Linked DNA regions of Mus musculus: region 1 is linked to region 2. Evidence: chromatin loops called from intact Hi-C (ENCODE). Cell type or tissue: left cerebral cortex. All regions are shown on one strand. Each heading gives the region's core, and the rest is flanking DNA. Links, peaks and the distances in the headings are about the cores only.

Region 1 (8,332 bases), core at 164-8,163, 140 kb after region 2:
TCTCCTGGAGGAGGAATTTCTGTAAAATTATAGACAATGTAAATGACACACCCGACAGGCCGTGTCTGACACACACCACTTTCTCACAAAGAGCAGCTCCTTCTATTCCTCTTGCTGGCTACCTCTTTTCTGAGTCAAGGCAGAGTATAAATAGTTTGATGATGTGATGAAGATATATTAAAAGGGACCTCTTTTGTCCTGCCATCTGGGGTTGCATGGGACGCTTCAATAGAACCTTGCTGAGCAGTAATTACCCTCCAACCACAGTATCTCGGGGAGCCACGCCCATTTTCACCCTGGGATGGAGTGAAAGCAAAGTCTACATGTTAATTACCGGCCTGCCCTGTCTCATTACGGGTATCCATGAGGCTGCTGCGAGCAAAGTCTGAGGACCTAACAGTACTTATTTTGTGTTTGCTTTAATTAAACATTAGCGTTAGTCTTGACTCATTCCATAGGTAAAACAACAACAACAACAACAACAACAAAAACCAAAACCTACGTGCTGTAAAGTGGTTTGTTGACTTTGTATAGCTAAAGCCATATGAGGCCTCACAGTGAGTAACCTGTCCCCCTGCTTTCATGAGGTGAGAGGTCACTCTCCTGCTTCTTAGAACTTGGTGGCCTGAGGAGTGGGCCAGTGGGAGCGAGCCCCAATCCAAGGGCAGGCTCTGCTTCGGAAACTCACCAAGGGCCCAGATCAGCGAAGGGTGTCATTGAGCCTGGTGAAGGAATGGAACAGTTAATGGTGTGCACAGACCTGTGTAATTACGGTGCGCAGCCATTTCTTCTCTCTCTGCAGGAGATGGGAGACAGCACCTTGGCGCTTGGGAAATATTTATCTTCTCTCGAAAGTTGGGAGCTGATGGGGTTCTTGTTATCTTAAAAAAGATTTATATTCTCTCTCTCTCTCCCCCACGCCCCCGTGTGTGTGTGTGTGTGTGTGTGTGTGTGTGTGTATGTGTGTGTGTGTGTGTGTGTGTACATCGTGTGGGTGACCAAAGAGGGAGAAGAGGGCATCAGATACCCCAGAGCTGGAGTTACAGGTTATTGTGAGCTGCTCACTGTGCAGACTGGGAACTAAACTTTCATCTTCTGCAAAAGCAGCAAGGGGCTATTAACCACTAAGCCATCTCTCCAGTCTCCCCTTTTAATTTCTTACCTGTTTTCACTGTTTTCAAAGAGATGGATCCTTCTCCCTCCCTCCCTCCCTCCCCCCTCTCTCTCCCTCCCCCCATCTCTCCCACTCCCTCCCTCCCTCTCTCTCTCTCCCTCCCTCTCCCTCTCTCTCTCCCTCTCTCTCTTCCTCCCTCCCCCCTCTCCCTTCCTCCCTCTCCCTCTCCCCCCTCCCTCCCTCTCTCCCTCCCTCTCCCTCTCTCCCCCCTCCCTCCCTCTCCCTCTCTCTCCCCCCTCCCTCCCTCCCCCCTCCCTCCCTCCCTCTCCCTCTCTCCCCCTCCCTCCCTCTCCCTCTCTCCCCCTCCCTCCCTCTCTCTCTCTCCCCCTCTCTCTCCCTCCCTCCTTCCCCCCTCTCTCCCCCTCCCTCCCTCCCTCTCCCTCTCTCTCTTTCTCCCTCCTTCCCTGCCATGCTGGGTATAGAACCCAGGGTCACACATGCCAGGCAAGCATTCCACCACTGAGCTATACTGCCAGCCCCCAAAGCTCGAGTCCCAGCCTTCTCTCTCTGACACAAGAGGATTCACTGTTAGGAATCACTGAACTGCCTAGCGTAGGTGCTGTGCTCAGCGGTGAGCCAGGATAGGAAGGCAAGAGACACCATTCCTCACCACACAGACAGCAAACAGGAAGCTATGAGAGACCAGAGCTTTGAAGGTGCTGAACAGAGGTGCCCAGAAGACTGCAGGAGTAAATAACAGAGAATCAGTGAAGCATGGGGGGTGGTCACAGTACAACTGGACCAGTCAGAACCTGCAGGTATTCACAGTTTCTGAGAATGAAGCAGGTCATGTTAGGGAATATTGGAACTCATTATTGCTCTAGTACTTAATGAACTGAGTTCTGGAGGGTACTGAATACAACTTTAGCAGGGCTTACAATAACAACAGTATTACAAAAGATAACAAGCACTTTACCATTGACATTATGTAAAGGTATTTATGTAAGACCAGCATTGAGATGGAAATATACAAAGTAGTTCTTTTATAGTAGTTAGACTATAAATTAATTTTCATGATTTTTTTCCAACATTACATTGCCTCCAATTTAAAGAGAAAAACAAAATCTGCAGTAGCTTGTCAGGTCTATTTTTCTGTTGCTCTGATTAAATACCCTAACAAAAGCAACTTAAGGGGAAAGGGTAGTTAAGTTGGCTCACAGTTACAGGTTACAGCCCATCACTGTGGAGAAATGAGAGCAGCAAGAACTTGAAGCAGCCAATCATATCACAGACACAGTCCAGAGACAAGAGCAGTGGATTAATGCTTTCTCCAGTTGGATACAGCACAGGGCCTTCTGCCTAGGGAATGGTAGCACCCTCAGTGGGCAGTTTTTCCTATCTCAATTAACACAATGTCAAAGTAATTCCTTATAAACCAATCTAGTCTAAAAGATCCTTCATAGAGACTTCCTTGCCAGGTGACTCTAATAGTATGTCAAGTTAACAATTAAAACTGTCCCAGTAGCCAAAAACATTCCAATTTTAAAAATCAACTGAGAAAGCATCTATGGTAAGGTTAAGAAAGGAATCTTTAAAACAGTTCAACCATCCACACATTTCACAGGACTTGTGGCCTTTGGAAAAAGATTCTACAAGAAAAAAAAATATTTTTTAGGGAAATACTGAAAGCTGCTCAGAAACCAACATATCTCAGGCACTAAGGATTTGCTATTGATATTTTTCAAATGTCAGAACAAAACAATTCTCAATGCAAGAAGAAAAGTTCACTTTTTATTACACAAACACTACAACCCAAGTTCTGCTCTGTTTCTCACATTTGAGTATTTTCCCATATATACCCCAAAACCTCGTGTAGCTTTAGCTATATTTTTATTATGTAATATCCATCCCCCTCAATACCACTACAAGAATTCTAAAACAGTGATTTTGGTTATTCAAAGAAGGGCTTAGTGACTATGTGTTAAACACGGTAGTTCTGGAACATTTATTGGTGTGTACTGACCTTCACCTTTTACAATTATATTGTATTGAGGGTCTAGGGAGATGGCTCAGTTGGTAGATGTGCTTGCCGAGCACGTGTGAGGATGTTGAGTTTTATCCCTAGAACATAATTAAAATGCTAGCTTGCATCTGTACACTCGCGCACACACACACAAGCGCACACACACACAAGTGCACACACACACAAATAAGATTATAGCCAAGAGAAAAGCAATGCCAGCCCTGTCATGTTGTGAGCTTGAGCAGAAAAGCTGAGGTGGCATGGACTGCCAGTTATCAAGGACTTGTAGCAGGGACTCTGACACAGAGACATCTTGGAATCTTTGGTTCTTCGAGGCTGGTTTCTTGAAGGGCCAGCCCAGCCTGGATCAGAAACCTCTGTGCCACCATATCCCCGTGTTTACCATGTGGGATTTGGATCTGGGGCTTAACTAAGACACACTCTTTGAAAACCAAATCGATTTGTGAGACTCAAAGTTCTTGACCATTTCCCGTTCTGTCCTGATTCTACCTGCAGAGCCCAGTTGTACGTCTTGACTTGGTCCAAGGAGTGCAGCATCCTGGTACCTGCCTCCTTCTCAGCCAGCTGGAACCAGTAGAACGCCGCCTGGTCTGCTCCAGGCCTTATTTGCTGCATTTAGAGGCACAGTGCCATCTAGTGGACAGAAAAGCCTCTTCATGCTCTGAGGTTTGTGGGGGTTTGTCGTCTTGTTTGTTTGTTTGTTTAATTAGTAGGGAATGGTGGTAAATAGACTGAACGAATGAGTTGTCGTCCTTTGATTCCCAGGAACACCTAGAGACAGAAACTGTTCTCTCGAATTCCACAGAGCCAGCCAGTGCCTGCAACTGACTTACAGAACCTCTTGGCCCAGTCTTGGTTCAGGGTTTTTGGGACCATGCCACAGAGAGCAGGTGAAAATACTTCTGGCTTTGGTTGAGTAGCAGCTCTGGCCTCAGCTGGTGGGTGTGTGCTGGGGTTGGTCGCTGGAGGACCTCTGCTGCTCTATGCAATACCTTGGCTCGGCTCTGGGCGATAGGTGCAGACTCTGGGCAAGTTCAGTTGTCTAGGTACTGCCGTCTCTTTCTTGCTCTGAAACTCAGCCGTGTGAGGGACTATGCAGAACTGGGGTGGGGGATGGAACTAAATGCCACAGAGGGCTCTTTGTGCCTGAAGACAGAGAAGGAACATGTACAGCATTCCTCGCCCCCTCTCCTGCCTACAGGTCACCTCCAGTCTCTGGTCTCTCTCCTGCTCCCTTTTCCTATTTAAAATCTCCTGCAGCTGTGGGGTCCTGGTCTCCAAGGACATGGCTGTTTAGGTCCCCAACAAGGGGTGAAAACAGCATGCTTTCTTTTTGCTTTCTGGGATGGACTAGGAGAGACTGCACAGCACTAGGGCTCTTCAGCCAATCTGTGTCTAAAAGGTGCACACTGAGCGGACACTGAGAAGAGTGCCACCCCTCCCCCTGCCCAGAGGGAGAGACTACCTGATGTTGAACTTTCAAAATTCCAAAGTGTTGGATTGAAACATACGTCGTGCTTTGGCATGACCCTCCGTCCAGATTCTTTGCCTACCGAGGGAAGCAAAATGCTTTCTTGTCTTCTCTTTCAGTGGCTGGGCTTTCCCGTTACTTTTGGACCATCATCCCAGCAAGAAGGATGGATGGATCCGTCTTGCCTGAAGCTTGACGCCTCACAGAGTCTACAGGTCAGAATATGAGTACAAAGAGGCTGTGTGTGAAAGTATAACAACATAAAAACAGAATTCTAGGCCTTTAGGCCCAGGCTTGGAAATGTGGCCTTTGTAAAGGTATGCTAATCATAAAACAGATAGCAACATTCCTCCACCCACCCGCTTCCTGGGTTCAAAGAGTGCTCATTCAAAGAAAGTCACCCAGAACCTGCAATGCAAATGTGCTATTGTTAGGGACTCTTAAAAGCTGTCTTGAGAGTTAACAATTACCAGGTATTCCTTGTGACTCTTGTAACTTTACACTTCCTTGTGACTCTTAACTGGTATCTTTGGTATCTTCCAACATCGCCCTCCCCACTTCCTTAAGTTGTGGTTTCTTCCTTTAAATACCCCCTTACCCAGCTACTCGGGGCGCCACGGTCCTCTACCCCTGCGTGGTGTATGACCATGGGCCTGAGAGCGCTCTTGAATAAAAATCCTCTTGCAATTTGCAGCAAGACCCGTTTCTTGTGGGTGATTTTGGGGTGTCGCCTCTCCTGAGTCAGAACGTGGGGGAGCCCTCACGTTGTGGGTCTTTCATGTGCAGTTCAACGTCTTAATTTTTCCTCCCTCCCTCCCTCCCTCTTTCCTTCCTTCCTTGCTCCAAGCTACTTTGAGTTTGGAGAACTTCTCTGCCTCTTTGCTTTTTCTATCTCAAAGAATCCAACTCTAAGACCTTTGCTGTCTGGAATGTCCTAAACCGGCCAAGACTAGACAAAGCCTTTAATGCCAAGGGCCCTGGCTGAGTCACTGTGAAGTGTCTCATGGCCTGTCTTGTCCTGAGTAGAACAATCTCTTAAGTTCTCCAGAAGGCTGAGCCCACTGTCAGGTGATCCCCAAATAAAAGCTTGCCCCAGCTGGGCTCTGCCCCACCTGCTTCACCACTAGCTGAGGTCCCTGGCCTGCTTTCCAAAAGGCATTCTATCCCAGCACACACACACACACACACACACACACACACACACACACACACACACACACACACACAGAGAGAGAGAGAGAGAGAGAGAGAGAGAGAGAGAGAGAGAGAGAGAGAGAGAGTCAAAACCAGGCTTGGCTGTAGCACCCGGAAGTCCACTGCAGTGTAACCACATAGTCAGCTCTTCCAACCCAACAGACATGCCCCGCCAAGGCAGTTATAAAGAGGAACGTATTCACACTGCAGATCAAACTTCCTCGTGGGAACACTGTTATAATTGGGATGTGTGTCCAAACAGTGGCCAGACACCAAATGCGTCACAGCCATCTCCAGCAGCGAATCTTAAAAGCCAGATACCTGTGATTGCTCATCACAGGAACTATGTGCTGCCCTCGGCTTCTAGTTCCAGCAAGGCTTTAGGCTCATTGTTTAGAGTTCTGAGCTAAGCTGCCCCTCGCCTGCCACACCCACCAGAACCCCTCCTATTCTCTCCTGTTCCTCATCTTGGAGCTCTTCCCACACCAAATTCCTTACCATCCCACTTCCGTGTGTAACCATAATCCACATTGTGATGAATGCCCTTTCCTACACTGGAAACCCTGTCTGCTTAGCATAGAAGAGAACCCTAAGAACACGCACAGGCCAGAACCCTGAAACCATCCAACTATACCCAACCTCCACTCAAGGGGACAGGGGAGCTGAGACAGGGTTTCATCTTCATGTGTTATTTATGGAGATCTTGCCCACTCTGGAGGAAGTCTGGAGGGAACCATCAGGGGCCCCTGCGAAAGGAGTAGAGCCGCCATTGCAGGGAGTGGAACCTGTTAGACACTTCTTCCATTGATCATCCAATCACTGTTCCCATTCTGATCTAGCCTGACCATCTGGAGAATGAAAAAAAAAAAATCGGGCTTGATCACAGGGAAGGACTCTCAGCTGCCAATCACTTACACTCCAGACTCTGGCTTCTTGGGTCACAGCAGAGAGCCTTGCTCTCCAGTGAAAACTTCCAGCCAGCTTCCTTCTCTGCCCTCACATTCTCCCCTGCCTTGATTGCAGGGTCTTGAGGAAAAAGGAGGAGACGTTCATCCAGGCTGCCGAGTCTACCCTCCTCTCTAATTCCCTTTGTTATCACCAACTCGTCTCAGTTTTTCCGTGTTTGCAACCATTCTTTCAAAACAGCCAAATGACTCTTTCTTCAGAATGGTTGTTTTTTTTTTTGTTTTTTTTTTTGTGAAGGGAGTACCTCCTTGGGGTCTTCGTGAGGCCCTTGAGGGTCATCTGCTCCCTTGAGCATGCTCAAGGGAGCAGCGGCGGCTCACAGGGAGGGTTTCAGCACAGTTGGTTCAACAGAACCACTGGAAACCAATTAGCAGGCAGAAAAACCAGAGAAAGGATGCTGGCCCGGGAGCAGGCGCCCTGTGGTAGACAATTACCAGTGTGGGCAGGGACGGCGATATAGGTCAGCTCTCAGCCAGGAAATAGTTTTACAAGTGCAGAATGTGACTCCCTTCTGGAAGCAAAATCTGGGGAAAGGTTTTCTTTCTATATTTGGGCTCTTGACCACCACCAGGTCACTCTGCACCTCAGCCCTTGTTTTCTGAGGCAACTGGTCTCGTTTCCTCTGTTGTCCCAGAAGAAAATAGCCAGAGGCCCTTGTAACTATGACTTTCTGATTGATGGAGAGGAGAAAAGGCCGGTTCCTGCTTCAGGGGTTGGGACTGAATTCTGGGTAGTTATGTTAATACCACAGTCTCACATTTGGAGGACATTTTGATAATTTTTACCACAAGTACACTACATCCTTTTTTTTTTAAGTTTGGCTGTTGTTTTACACACACACACACACACACACATATATTTAAAAGGTTTTGTTTTTATTTTTAATTGTGTGTGTGCAGTGCCTGCAGAGGCCAGATGATGGTGCCAGACCCCCTGGAGCTGGGGTTGCAAGAGGTTGCCGCGACCCTCCCAATATAAGTGCTGGGAACTGCCCTGGAGGAACAGCTAAGCTCTCTTAAATGCCGAACCTGTTCTCCAGCCTGTTTGACTGGCTCTGGACAACATATCTGTCAGCATCTGTAGGACAGATGAAGAATTTCACCTGTCTTAGACAGGTATCTGGGACCGTGAATTGAAGATGCACTTCTAAGCCTTCGGGATTATTCCAACTGGGAGTTGGTCCAGGAGAGTCAGGAGACCTTGAAGTTTAGATCTGGATAGTTACGAAATGGAACCCCACAAACCTCTTACTGCTCACATTTGGGGACACAGGACAATAAGAGCCATAGTGACCTTAAGGCTGCACCTGGCACAGGACAGACCCTTAGGTGATTCTTCATTCATCCGCTCCCTTTGTTTGTCGAGACAGCTGGGGTGGGTGGGTGGGTGGGGCAGGTGGGCGGGGCAGGTGCTATTCTTTGCACTGAGTATAGGAAAGCTGAGGCTAAGAAGGGCTGAGAAGACGTTTGTGCCTTCTGAGTTTGCACACAGCAGTGAAGAATGACTCCAGGGCTTTGGGCATTGGGGCTGAACGCCCTTGCCT
Region 2 (8,332 bases), core at 236-8,235:
CCTGACTTGGGGCATGAAGTCTGTGTCCCTGAAATGCTTCATACAATGACCCCAATGACCTTTGACAGGTAAGAACTGCACCTCATATCTTACTGTGGCATTGTAAGGATTTCAGGGTCAAATTCCTGGTTCCAGCAGTTCCAACAGACAGGGCTCAGCCACGATACACCAGCCAACAAGGAGAGGTGAGAAACAGAGAGATTTAGTCAACGCATATTGAGAAGAGGGGCCGGTAAAGGAAGAGATAAAGGAATCCAGGGATCCCAAGTTCACTGTAAAGGTACCGATGAGAACTCTGGGTTCAAATAGAGGAAGACTTGGGGCAAGGTTAAGAGGTATGCATAATTAAACACACAATTAAGTGATCATGGTCAAGGTGTGGTCTTACCCATAATTCTTTGAGTCCTGTAAGGAGATCTGAAGAGATGTTGTCACATCTTTGTCGTAGAAGAGAGGCCTAGGGTTTAGCTTTTTAAGCTGGTCTGCTCCAGGGTGTAGTCTCTCCATTACAGATGCTTGCTCTTAACTTGGGGTGGTGGGCTGTATCCTGCTTGAAAGACATTGCTGTTTCTTACAGGCTCGAGTAAGGAGTCAATGCTTTTGGACCAAACCAGTTTTGAAGAGTCTGTTATAATATTGGGGGTGGGGGTGGGGCTTTCCACAATTTCGGGACTGACAAGATGTCTCTGTGTACCCCAGCCTTTCTTCCACCAACTACCAGTTCTTGATTTCCCCCCTGGATCTTTCCACCCCGAGCATCTAGCTTCTGCTGTGGCTCCTCTGAAACACCACACTTGTCTGCGCGCGTGCATGCACACCCTCCCTGACCCTCCAACAGTGTCACCAGAGGGTATCCTTGGTTCTTGGACTCCATGGGGATAGTTGTTTGAGAGGATTTGAGTACCTTTGGTCCAGCCTCATCCTTCCTTGGGACCTGTCTTAGTCAGGGTTTCTATTTCTGCACAAACATCATGACACAAAGCAAGTTGGGGAGGAAAGGGTCTATTCAGCTTACACTTCCACATTGCTGTTGATCACCAAAGGAAGTCAGGACTGGAACTCAAGCAGGTCAGGAAGCAGGAGCTGATGCAGAGGCCGTGGAGGGATGTTCTTTACTGGCCTGCTTTCCCTAGCTTGCTCAGTTTCCTCTCTTACAGAAACCAAGACTATCAGCCCAGGGATGGCACCACCCACCATGGGTCCTCCCACCTTGATTGAGAAAATGCCCCACAGCCAAATCTCATGGAGGCATTTCCCCAACTGAAGCTCCCTTCTCTGCGATAACTCCAGCTGTGTCAAGTTGACACAAAACCAGTCAGTACAGGGCCTCAGTGTCTCCAGCTCTAAAGTGCAGTGGCATGGGCACCTGTGCATCTCCTCCAATGCTGGCAGCTTAAGGCTGCCCCTGTGGGAGCAGCTAGGTGCCAAGTTCCCTGGGCCAGGGCCTGTCTGCTGCTTCCTTTGCTTGGAGGCCTCAATGGGAGCAAGTACTGAGCCCCAGGAAGCAGCCTGGCTAGAGCCAAGAGGAAGATCTGCTCCGGATTCTCCTGTGTCCTGAACCTCCTGGTCCCAGATGCCTCCTTCTTAGGGGCTAGGAAATTGTTGGGCTCTGTCTGCCTTCCAGGGACGGTGTAGGGATCAGGCTACTTGTGACTGTGCCTGCGGTCCCAGTAGCTGATCAGGAACAGATTTCCTCTAATTAAACTTGGGAGGAAACAAAAAAAGCTTAAGCTGAGTACAAAAGATGCCTTTTCTAAAAATCCCCGCAACCTCGGCTCATGTAGCTGAGCGGAGGAGTGCTCATGTGGACGCTGTGGGGTCTTGGAGGATGAGCAACCTCGGGTCATTTAGCTGAGCCACCAACACACAGGAGGTAAGGAACGAACATATTGAAGGACACGGAGGACCCAGGGTTGGGCAGACCGGGGTTTGAATCCTTCCCACACATATTTCTAGCTGGGTGACCCTGGACATCTTTAAACTTAAGAGTCCTTATGTGTAATACCAAAATGATACTTCCTAGGGTCCCAGAGGAGCAAAGGGGATGAGAGTGGGGCCGTGCCTGCCCTTCTGACATTTACAGTCCTCCAAAGCTTGATTATTGTTCTTTTAAATTTTTTTTTCTGAAGAAAAAGATGATTTGGTTGACCTTGCACTTGGTCATTAAACAGCTCTGCCTTAGCATCCTGCCCCCTGGCTCTTCCTTCACAGCACCTCACTGAGATGCCCTATCGCCTTTGTGCTGGGCTCTGGTTTGCTGTGATAAACACTATGACCAAAAACACCTTGAGGAGGGAGGGGTTATCTGGCTCACAGGTTGCAGTCTATAGTCAGGGGAAGACAGGGCAGGAGTTCAAGGCAAAAATCTCTCTGAAGCCAGGAGCTGAAGCAGAGATCAGGGCGGAGCTCTGCCCACTGACGTTCCCACATGGCTTGCTCAGTTTGCTTTCTTAGACTACCCAGGACTACCTGCCCAGAGATGGCACTGCCCAAGATGGTCTGGGTCATTCCACATCTATTGTTATTCAAGAAAATGCTCTACAGGCTGGGCTGATGGGGCATTTTTTTAACTGAGGGTCCCTTTCTCAGATGACACTTGCTTTTGTCACGTTGACACACAAAACCAGACACATACTTAACTAGGATACTTCTGTGTATATTGACTTGATTTTGTGTTGTTTGTTCATCTCTCTTTCCTAGAATATCTGCCCCACCGGAGACAGTAGACAGGTTCAAGACTGCTCTCCTCAGTTCCTACGCTAACACCATCTCTTTTTTTCTTTTTTTTTTGGGGGGGGGGAGAGGGGTTCATGTATGTAGTATGTATGCACACACACATTCACACACACTCAGATGCACACACATTCACACATACACTCATACTCACATACACTCACATGCACAGAATTCACATGCACATGCACACACACTCACACATATGCACACACTCACTCATACTCACACACACATGCTCACACACTCACACATGCACACACATTCACATACACACTCACATACATACAATGCACACACTCACTCACACTCACATACACGTGCTCACACACATGCACACACACACACTCACATACAATGCACACACTCACATACAATGCACACACTCACACACACTCACACATGCACACACACTCACATACAATGCACACACTCACTCACACTCACATACACGTGCTCACACACATGCACACACTCACTCACACCCATTCACACTCATGCACACACATCCATACACTCACACACGCTTATAAAATAATAATATTAACACATTTAAAAGGGAGCAACTTAGCTAAAGTGAAGTCATCTGGCTGGGCCCTGACTCAGAGTCTTTGTTAAAAAAAGCGTGCTGGAGATAGGAACCTCTGGGGAGGCTGCACAGCAGTTGCCTGTACTGAACACTCATGCGTGGTGCTTTGCTGTGACAGCCTAGCATGGCAGTGCAGGCAGGGACTTCATTTTGCTTCTAGGTTTAGTAGGTGACATGGCTTGTCAATAGAGGGAAAGATCTCGGGTATGACACATAAGAAGTGACCAGAAAGTGGGACCCCCAGTCCAGATGAGAGATCTTGCCTGTGAGGTTGAGTCCAGACTTTCCCTCTTGAGGCAGAGGGAGCCTAGAGGATGCTTGAGTCTTCCCTGGTTGCAGTGTGGAGGCTGGATATGAAGCCATCATCTGCAGGCAGGGAGAACAGCTGGCATAGCACAGCAGGGATCTGAGCAGAGTCTGGGGTGACGGTGTGGATATGTCAGGGAAGAGTGAAGGGTGGTACGCATGAGAAGCCAAGGTTTCTATTCTCATTCATTCACTCATTCATTTACTCATTCTCTCATTCGCTTTATATCCCGATTGCAGCCTCTCCTCCAATCCCACACTCTCACCTCCATCCTCCCTTGCCCGGCACATCGAGGTGCATCAGGACTAAGCTCATCTTCCTGCACTAAGTCCAGCTAGGGGAGAGGGATCCAAAGACAGGCAACAGAGTCCGAGTCAGGCTTCATCCAACAGCGGATGGAAACAGATGCAAAGATGCACAGCCAGACATTAGGCCGAGTTCAGAGAGTCCTGTGGAAGAGTCGGGAGAAGGATTAGGAGCCCGCAGGCTTAAGGACGACACAAGACCTACAGGGACAACTCACCTGGCCCATGGGGGCTCACAGAGACTGAGACACCAAGCAAAGGTCTCCACTCTTAAAATTCCATCTGTCCCTTCCGTTTCTCGCCCTGAATTTGGTGATGTTTGGTATATCTAACTTTTTATACTCAGTATGCAAAGATCATGGGGCTTGAGTCATTTCAGGTCCCTTCTGGAGTGAATGACAGAAAGGATGGTCCTAACCTGATCACTGACTGAAGCCAGTGCTTACACGGGTGCTATGGGAGTGGGAGAAGCTTTGCCTTGAAGGATGTCATAGCCAATGAAGGAGACAGAGCTCTATTTGAGAACCCCTGTCTGATGAAGGACATAAAATCCCTGCCCGTGAAAGGCCTCCAATCTGATGGGGGCAGGGTGGTATGCAGCAGTACACACACACACACACACACACACACACACACACACACACACACACACACACACACAGAGAGAGAGAGAGAGAGAGAGAGAGTTAGAGTTGGGAGCTCCTAGTCTAATGGAAGACATAGACCACTCCCCCTCACCACTAATAAAATAGGAAGTTACTATTGAGAGGACGTCTGGGCAGTTTGTCTGAAAGAAGTAGGCATTGCCTGAGGTTGTGGGGAGTGGTGCAAATATTTTGGAGGAGAGGAGGAGGAATGGGCCAAGCAGGCAAGGACCACATAGTTACTTTCTCCTGCAAAGGTCAGCCAGCCTGGGGTCTGAACACACAGCTCTGTACATGGCGCCTGTCAGCCGGCTTCTGGGCTGCTACAAAGTGCTTGGTTTTAGCAGAGAGGAGAGAGGTGGTTGACAGGAACAGCCTGGGTCGTGGGGCACCATCCTTACGCTTGCTCCTCAGTTCCCATACCCAGGCTGTGTACAGCCCTGGTCTGGGAAGGCAGTGCACACCCACAGCGCCCTCTGCTGGATGTCAGGATGGCACTGCCAACTTGAGTGCAGAAGAGATCTGGTAAACAGCTCCTGCTTTCCAGCAGGGAGTTCCAGGTTCAGAAGTCACCCAGGCCGGGGTGGGGGTGGGGTGGGGTGGGGGGGTGGGGATGGGGGGTAGTGGGGTGACACAGGGAAGGTGTCAACGCCTGGCAGAACGTGTATCTACCCGCTGGATCTGAGGTCTGAGGCTTTTCTGGGACCAGTTTGTCTTAGGATGGCTGAGAAAGCTATAGCAAACAGCTTCCCTACTGTCGGCTGAGCCGGGTTTTAAAGTGGGGTCTGGCCCACCTTCTAGGTATCTGGGATAGGAAAGGGCCCTTTGCATCACATATCACTAAGATGATCCAGGGCTCATTGTGCAATAGAGCATGTGCGTCCCTTTCTTCTTCCAAGACCCTAGACCTGGGCTGGACGTTGGGTGTGCTCCGGCTGGATGCTCCCAGGGTCACAGTGAGTGAGTGCAGCTGGGGCTTCCAGCAGAATGATGGAGTTTGACAGGGTGGGGCTGGAGTCCTCTTGGTAGACCAGGATGAGGGGACCTGAGAGCTCACGGGGAGCTCAGGCTATGGTGTGATAGGCAACAGTGCCCTGCAGGGTACAGGCTGTTATCATGCCCAGAATCCCGGGTGTGGTCAGTTCCTGTCTTACGGAGATGCTGGAGTTAGCCCAGGAGTCCCTTTTAATCTTTAGTGCATCCTTACCAGTGTGAGGGACAAGGAGGTCCTCACCGCCATCCTGGCCTGGCCTTTACAGGAGGGTCAGTAGAACATGAGGGGGAAGTGCCATCAGGGTGTCACCGACTGCTTTAGCTCAGCCTGTTGGCATTCCTGTGGGAACTGATAGTGCTTCATTGCGATGTTTGGGGGCTGGTGGGAAATTCCTAATTTAGTCAACCACTTCCCCTGCAGTCTGCTAAGGGCTTGTATTGATCACGTTTCCTGTTGCTGTGACCAAAATTCCTGACAAGAAGCAGCTTAAGGGGGTGGGGTTCTTTCTGTCTTACAGTTCAAGGGAGTGCAATTGAACATGGCAGGGGAGTTGTCAGCAGGTCACATGACATTACATCTGTAACCAGGAAGCAGAGGCTCGTGGAAGGTGGTACTTAGCTTACTCACTGTCTTTCATGCAGCCTGGGACATCAGTCCGTGGGGTGTCCTACCTGAAGTGAAGGCGAGTCTCATACTTAAGCTAAGCCAATCTAGAGAACCCCTCATAGACATGCCCAGAGATGCATTTCCTAGGTGGTTCCAGTTCAGGTCACATTGACAATCAATATTGACCACTGTGGGGGTCACCAGTTTGGGGGAAAAGGTGAGTTGCTTTGTGATGTCCAAACGAGCCCCATACTTGTTTGGGGGAGACAAGTTTGGAAGCTGTGGCCTGTTGAATAAACACATTTTATGGATGCTGTTTAATTAAACACAGTTCAGCATCCTAATTTTAAACTATGTCCCATAGGAAGAGAAGGTATTCTATTCTTTGTAAGTTAGAAAGTCTCAGTTGTTAACATCCTTCCTGGTCACTCTCTGTTACAGAAGGCTTGGGATAGCAGGCAACACAGATGAACTCTGCTAGGAGACCATGCGCACATCTGGCTCGGGTCCTCCACTGGATAGTGCCAACATCTGTGTTGGTTTGACTGGCGGCTTTCTCAGGCTGTCGGGCCAGCTCCATGGGTGCACTTGTGATGGCCTGGGCGGAATTGGTACCCCGGGGGTAGTCCCTAGCTAATGCCTGAGTGGCGCTGGTACTCACGTGACCTGTTTCTTTTAAACTTGAGGTTTTTATCACTCTGGGTCCCAGAATTCCTGGTAGGAACTGTGACCAACTTCTCAGGTTTAAAACCTCCCCACGACCTCTCAGTCCCCAGCAAACCAAGACCGTCGGTCATCTTAGGAGAAAGCCTTGCCAAGTCAGGGGCAGCTTACTAAGGAAGGTGAACTGGTCCCTGTCCTGCTAGTTTGGCCTCTGAGAACAAAAGGACCGGACACAAGTCAAATCTTGTCACACCAACAGTTTTATGAGCCAAAAGCCTGGAGAAGAACAGAGCTACCATGACAAAGCAGCCACCCTTTGAAAATATATCCACACACAATTCCGTGGTAGGCACAGCTAGGTGATGGAATTAGACAGCCGGGCCCCAGGACTTCTGCAACATCAATGTAAATGACTACACCAGGCAAGGCGCTAATGTATTTTCCAAGAAGCAGGAAGTGTCTAGGCACTGTGAGGTCATGGGGGCGAGCAGAGAAAGACACAGGGCATCACGTGATAGGTAGGCACTTGAGGCTCTGTCTGACAAGGACAAGCACCGGCCATGCCACTTGAGTCAAAGCCATTTGGGCAAATAGTTGGAACTACACCGGGTGTTACCGCATGGATGCATGGAGACAGCAACTTTGCCTTAGAAGTGGCTGTAAGCCCAGGAGAGCTGGCCCAGGGTCTGAGAGGATTGCAGTGCCCACAGGGGACATCTCACACAGGCATTGCTGCATGGGGAGGCAGTGCTGGTGTGAGGAGAGTCACCAGGCCAAGGCAGAGGTGGACACAGGGGTCAGGACACTCCCCAGTCATGAACTGGATTGGTTGGGCACCAAGTCCCTGGCCTGGGGACAGATCTCTGTGAATCAGCTTGCCCAGCTGCAGGATGCTGGACATGTCCTGTCCCAAGTGTATTCAGCCCCAAGTATCTTCAGTGGCACTGTAGAGAGAGCGGTGTTAGAATGCAGGCCTCTTCCTTGCTGCTGCTGTTCCCAGTTCCTGCTGGGTGGAGGGTTGAGGAGTGGGATAAAATCTTCTCCCAAGGGCAGTAGCAATGAACGAATGCCCTCCCTCTCCCACCTCAGGGCACCGAAGATTTAGAATGCACTGTTGCCTGGATTACTGTGAGATATTACAATATGTTAGAGTTGAAACAGGACTTAGAACCCCACATGACAAGTGTGGGGGGTGTTGTCAGGCAGATTCCAGCCAGGCAGGAGAATGGGGTAGGCAATCTCTAGGGAGAAGGCCACTGCGGTCAGATGGAACAGGCCCTTTCCCACACTCTCTCCTTGTATAAGGGGTCCTGCCAAGGGCAGTGACCAGCAGAGAAATTTTGTCTTTCAAAGATATCAGTGGGGTGCAAGCAAGATTTAGAGGAAACTTCTAGAAACCTTTATTGGCGGGTGAACCAGCAAGCGGGATGGTGGTGGGGTGGTGGCTTGCTTTCTCACTCATCTGAGTGAGCAGACAAAAATCACCAGGAG

The links. Peaks named below come from ENCODE experiments on the same cell type or tissue, not always from the same donor. Only the 100,000 strongest peaks of a DNase experiment are listed, where the experiment ranks them.
Region 1: it touches region 2 in a loop (2.1-fold over the local background); 14 of 42 quality-filtered maps call a loop at or near these places.

What each region holds. Positions count from the first base shown.
Region 1 is chr4:138,696,632-138,704,963 of GRCm38, forward strand. It overlaps Gm32770 (a long non-coding RNA gene), which reads left to right. Exons shown (of 5, transcript XR_390863.2): 2 at 3,654-3,824; 3 at 3,924-4,048; 4 at 4,749-4,844. Among named protein-coding and RNA genes, the nearest start is that of Gm32770, 23 kb to the left of the region's middle. In left cerebral cortex, for the core only: CTCF peaks have their summits at 3,788 (motif pointing left) and 3,993; DNase peaks (open chromatin) are centred at 3,758 and 6,074; H3K27ac peaks cover 4,115 bases.
Region 2 is chr4:138,557,143-138,565,474 of GRCm38, forward strand. It overlaps a transcript of Vwa5b1 not described here. Among named protein-coding and RNA genes, the nearest start is that of Vwa5b1, 63 kb to the right of the region's middle. In left cerebral cortex, for the core only: a CTCF peak has its summit at 5,041 (motif pointing left); DNase peaks (open chromatin) are centred at 1,748, 3,450, 3,615, 5,047 and 2 more places; H3K27ac peaks cover 2,111 bases.